Linked DNA regions of Homo sapiens: region 1 is linked to region 2. A link is an interaction called in ENCODE POLR2A ChIA-PET data of the cell type or tissue named here. Cell type or tissue: PC-9. All regions are shown on one strand. Links, peaks and the distances in the headings refer to the core of each region. The heading gives the core; the rest is flanking DNA.

Evidence for each region. Peaks named below come from ENCODE experiments on the same cell type or tissue, not always from the same donor. Only the 100,000 strongest peaks of a DNase experiment are listed, where the experiment ranks them.
Region 1: POLR2A ChIA-PET joins it to region 2 with 18 read pairs; 2 of 35 experiments call an interaction of 5 or more read pairs at or near these places.

The regions. Positions count from the first base shown.
Region 1 is chr2:237,603,636-237,606,542 of GRCh38, reverse strand. No RefSeq gene overlaps it. Among named protein-coding and RNA genes, the nearest start is that of RAB17-DT, 14 kb to the right of the region's middle. RefSeq lists a silencer at 2,115-2,295 and an enhancer at 1,947-2,450. In PC-9, for the core only: a CTCF peak has its summit at 1,354 (motif pointing left); no DNase peak of the experiment used is centred there.
Region 2 is chr2:237,503,809-237,506,715 of GRCh38, reverse strand. The region is part of intron 2 of MLPH (melanophilin); the gene reads right to left. Among named protein-coding and RNA genes, the nearest start is that of MIR6811, 5.7 kb to the left of the region's middle. In PC-9, for the core only: no CTCF peak of the experiment used is centred there; no DNase peak of the experiment used is centred there; H3K27ac peaks cover 274 bases.

The DNA.
Region 1 (2,907 bases), core at 211-2,710, 100 kb before region 2:
ACTGAATCAAGGTGTCAGCAGACGTGGCTCCTTCTGGAGGCTCCGAGGGTGAATTCATTCCTGGCCTCTCTCTGGCCTCTGGTGCTCCTGGTGGTCCTGGGCGCTGCTTGGCCTGTGGACCATCACCCAATTTCTGCCTTTGCCTTCCCATGGCCTCTTCCCTCTGTGTGCGTTTCTGTGTCCAAATCTCTCTTTTCTCATGAGGAAGCCAGTCATTGGATTTAGGGCTCACCTGAATCCAGGATGACCTCATGTTAAGACACATTCTAAGGTGCCAGGTGGACATTAATTTTGCGGGGACACTCTTCAACCCAGCACAAGCTCCTAGAGTATAAAAGCTTCCTATATGGCTTGGGAACTCCCAAAGGACAGGGCCTGGCATAAATGCCCAATTTGCTTCTTTTTTTTTGAGACAGAGTCTTGCCCTGTCACCCAGGCTGGAGTACAATGGTGTGATCTCGGCTCACTGCAACCTCCAATTCCTGGGTTTAGGTGATTCTCCTGCCTCTGCCTCCCGAGTAGCTGGGATTACAGGCATGTGCCACCACGCCCGGCTAGTTTTTGTATTTTTAGTAGAGACACGGTTTCACCATGTTGGGCAGGCTGGTCTCAAACCCCTGACCTCGTGATCCACTTGCCTCAGACTCCCAAAATGCTGGGATTACAGGCCTGAGCCACCGCGCCTGGCCCATTTGCTTTTCTTTTAAGAGACAGGGTCTCGCACTAGCACCCAGGCTGGAGTGCGGTGGCATGATCTCGGTTCACTGCAGCCGCGACCTCCCAGGCACAAGCAATCTTCCCACCTCTGCCTCCCAAGTAGCTGGGACTATAGGCACACGCTACTAATCCCAGCTAATTTTTGTATTTTTTTTTTTTTGTAGAGACAAGATCTGTCTATGTTGCCCAGGCTGGTTTCAAACTCCTAGGCTCAAGTGATCTTTCCCCCTTGGCCTCCCAAAGTCCTGTGATTACAGACCTGAGCTACTGTGCCTGGCCAACCAATTTGCTTTTCACAGAGACAAATCTCCACAAAAGGCTGACCTTGTCATGAATATTTATGACATCTAAGGCATTATGGGTTGAACTGTCTCTCTCTAGAATTCATATGTCCAAGTCCTAACCTCCATACCTCAGAATGTAATCTTACCTGGGGAGAAGGTCTCTATGGTGAGGTCACCAGGATAGGCCCTAAACCAATATGACCATGTCCTTATGAAAAGGGTAAATTTAGACACGCAGACACACACATGCCATGTGACATGAAGGCGGCGATAGTGATGCTTCCACAAGCCAAGGAACACCAAGAATTCCCAGCGAAGCACCGGGAGTATGGAACAGATTCTCTGCAGAGCTTCCAGGAGGAGCTGCCCTGCCACCTTCTGGCCTCTTCTCGGGCTTCTGGCCTCCAGGACTGCGAGACAATCAGTTCCTATTGTTTAGGCCACTCAGGTTGTGATAGGTGGTTACAGTAGCCCTGGCAAAGTCACACACAGGGCTGGGGGCAGCATTGTTTCTCCGCTTTCTTTCTTTTTTTTCTTTTGAGACGGAGTCTAACTCTGTCACACAGGCTGGAGTGCAGTGGCATGATCTCGGCTCACCGCAACCTTGGCCTCCTGGGTTCAAGCGATTCTCCTGCCTCAGCCTCCTGAGTAGGTGGGATTACAGGCACGTGCCACCACACCTGGCTAATTTTTGTATTTTTAGTAGATACGGGGTTTCGCCATATTGGCCAGGCTGGTCTTGAACTCCTGACCTCAGGTGATCCACCCGCCTCGGCCTCCCAAAGCTGGGATTACAGTCGTGAGCCACCACACCCGGCCGTTTCTCCATTTTCTACGGGAGACATGTTTTCCACATGTTTGGACCGTCCTTTGGGGATAACTGTGAGTGAGCATCTCACTTGAGAACCTCCCTCACATCCTCCACGTACTTCGCCCACGGTGGGGAGGTGGGGAGGTGGGCCCAGCAGCCTGTGGCCTCGGTGTGCTTGCTGCACATGGAGTGGACCCCATGTGGCCTCCTCCAGTGAGCCTCCAGGCTTGGGATGGGCCAGGTGCTGGAGCAAGTCCATTCCAGAGCTTGGTTCTTTTAAAAATTTCTATAATATATATACATATATTTTATAGACAGAGTCTTGCTCTGTTGCCCAGGCTGGAGTGCAGTGGCACGATCATAGCTCACTGCAACTTTGAACTCCTGGGCTTAAAGGATCCTCCTCCCTTAGCCTGCCAAGTAGCTGGCAGCTAATTAAAAAAAAAAAAGGGTGTTTTTAAAAAAAAAAAAAAATTGATTGGGGGGATCTCACTATGTTGCCCAGGCTGGTCTCGAGCCCCTGGCCTCAAGCCATCCTCTCGCCTCAGGCTCCCAAAGTGCTGGGCTTACAGAGTGAGCCACCGTGCTGGCCAGAGCCTGGTTCTTAGTGGGCCAGTCAGGGAATTTCAATGAAAAGTAAGGAGCCAAAGAAAGAAGACAAGGAAGTTGAAATAGGTCGGGGCTGAGATAATCCTTAGAGATCAACATCTCGGGTCTCAGTTGTTTATCTAAACCGAGCTGAATTCCAACCCCCACCCACACCTCCTGCATCTTCCCGGGGCTCTCAGCTTTGCTTTTTCAGAACGGTTTTCATTGTGTGTGTTGCCGCTGGCTGGATGTGAGGGTGAGTGATTTTACCGTAGCATCAAGTGTAGCCCAGAGCAACAGATGAACTCCGGAACAGAGTCATTTCCTGGATTCTGCCCTCTGGGTTCTAGATGCTTCCTGACAGTTCCGTTTCTTGACGTGCAGTTGCCGAGTCAAAGGCTGTGTTGTTGAATTCATTGCTACGCATCCCAGGTTTGCCCTCTCAGAAAACTGCACTGCCAGACAGTCTCAGCAACGGTTGGTGGACAGTCTCTACTGTTTTGCCAA
Region 2 (2,907 bases), core at 239-2,738:
CCCTGGGCCTGGTAGTTAAAGATCGACCCCTGACCTAATCAGTTATGTTATCTATAGATTACAGACATTGCACGGAAAAGCATTGTGAAAATCCCTGTCCTGTTCTGTTCCATTCTAATTACTGGTGCAGGTGCATGTAGCCCCCAGTCACGTACCCCCTGCTTGCTCAATCGATCATGACCCTCTCACATGAACCCCCTTAGAGTTGTAAGCCCTTAAAAGGGACAGGAATTGCTCACTCGAGGAACTTGGTTTTTGGAGACGTGAGTCTGCCGATGCTCCCAGCTGAATAAAGCCCTTTCCTTCTACAATTCGGTGTCTGAGGAGTTCTTGTCTGTGGCTTGTCCTGCTACACAGACATTAAAGAGATTTGCAAAAGCAGAACAACACCACTCACCTTACTCACACTCTGATTTTGGGAAAATCTCATTTTTTATAAAAACTGTATTTATATTAACATGTAGGGGGTTTACTGTTATTTTTAAATGAGTGAATAAATAAATATTTTTAACTCCCAGTTTTAATTTCTGATGTGGTAAATATTAATAGATATGACCCATATGAATAAAACTCTTTGGGGTTCTCAGTAATTTAGGAAATGTGAAGGGGTCCTGAGGCCCAAAGGTTTGAGAACTGCTGATTTCGAAGTCAAGTTTGCTCTCCCTCCCAGAATGTGGAGAAAAGGGACTAAGCGATGGGAGACAGTGGGGAGATGATGGCAAAGGCCGAGAAAGTGAGCTCCCAGGGGAGACAGAGCCCTGGAGACGGGGATGCATGGGGGTGGAAGGGAAGTGCTGTCCTTGTCCTTGGGGCAGGGGACCCACATTACTGTCCTCTGCAGTCCCACCTCCAGAGGGCCCTGGGACACGCATGCCAGAGCTGTGACTGGTGGGGCAGAACAGAGCCAAGGGGGCACTCCTGTCCTCAAGGGAGGCCCGGCAGCCTCTGAAGAAAGGGCGTATACCAGGGAAGGAAAACGCTTCTAGGACGGGAACAGGAAGGAAAGGCCGCTCCTATGATGGGGTCTGGACAGGATTGGTGAGCCACGCAGGGTGAAGGGGTCAGACCTGTGCCCTGCTCTGCCCCTCTTGGGGTGAAATCTAGACAGGGGTGTGGTGGCAACATGCAGGAATACTGGGGAGAGCCCAGGATGGCGGGGCTGGTGGCCACCCCTGAAGGCACAGCAGGGGGAAGCTCCCACTGTGGCCATCCCCAAGGTCCAGCACACAGGCGGGGGAAGAGCCTGCATGAGGGGTCCTGTGGGCCTCCACTTGCGTTGGGTGCTGGGGTGGTGGGGAATCCACATCCCTGTGATCCTTAAACCATGCTCCAGCAGGACTGCATGCGATGAGGAGCAGCCAGGGGACTGGCAGAGGCTTGGGGTTGGTGGAAGAGGCCACAGCACGTGGGTATGTGGCTGGGATCAGGGTCTCAGTGGTGGGTGCCATCCGTATCTCAGTGCCCGGCCAGTACCCTTCACATACCAGCCAGCGGTCCCCATCCTGCAAGCTGACCTGCCCTCCACTCTGCATCAGGACCAGCAAGGAGGTGGGGACAGTGTGTGGAGTCCAGACCCCATCAACCTGGCCACCGGGAGGGTCATGAGCCTTTCTCCCAAGGCCCAGCTGCTGGCCTGGCCAAAAGCATGGGTTGGGGAGCAGAGGTGGGGTTGTGGGGAGCTCTGGAAGAGAAGCTGAGCCAGGAACAGAGACCCGGTAAGTGAGCAGAGTCTGGGAGATCTGAAGCCCTGAAGCTTGCACTGTCTTGCTGCTCAAGGGGTGGGGTCTCACGAGGGGGAGCAGATGGGAAATAAAAGACCTGTATTTCCTTTGCACGGCTTGGTTGGGTGAAGTTTTCGACCATGAGTTTTTGCCATGCCACTGAGGCAGCCGTCACCCTAACAACACAGGAAAACTCTCCTAACCAGAGAGAAGAAACAAAGAAAGAGCTGAGTCTTCAGATTAGAGGGGTCGCTGGATGGTAGGAGATGCCTACACAGACTGACAAGACCACTCTGTTATAGGGCGGGCAAAATCCCTACCAGCATGGTGGACAGAACCGGCGGCCTCCAACAGAGTGGAGGTCATGCAGGGGGCCCTTCTGCAAGGCTGAGGGCTGGCCGTGGGGCAGTGGCTCCCGTCCAACTGCTGCCATTTCAGAGCTCCACCAACTCCATGGCTTAAAACAATGCAAATGCTGGTCAGTTGCGGTGGCTCACACCTGTAATCCCAGCACTTTGGGAGGCCAAGGTGGGTGGATCACCTGAGGTCAGGAGTTCGAGACCAGCCTGGCCAACATGGTGAATCCCCATCTCTACTAAAAATACAAAAAATCAGCCCCGTGTGGTGGTGGGCACCTGTAATCCCAGCTACTTGGGAGGCTGAGACAGGAGAATCGCTTAAACCCAGGAGGTGGAGGTTGCAGTGAGCTGAGATTGCGCCACTGCACTCCAGCCTGGGCAGTAAGAGCAAAACTCCACCTCAAAAAACAAAATAAAATAAAATAAACACAATACAAAAACAATGCAAATGCATTACCTGACAGCTCTGGAGGGCAGAAGTTTGACTCAGGATTCATTGAGCTAACATCAAGGTGTCGGCAGGATTGTGGCACCTCCTGGAGCCCCCAGAGGGGAATCTGCTCTCTGGCAGTTTAGCTTCTTGAGGGCTTCAGGTATGTGGGCTCCTGGCCCCTTTCTCCATCTTCAAAACCAGCCATCCCTTCTGCTTCTAAGGCCCCTGTGATGATATTAGGCCCGCCCAGGGAACCCGGGATCATCTCCCAGGTCCAGGCCAGCAGGTGGGCAGCCTAAAATGCATAATCCCATTTCTGTATAGCCTCACGAATTCAGAGGTTCTTGGGGTTGGGAAGTAGACATCTTTTTGGGGGGGATTATTCTGCTTACCA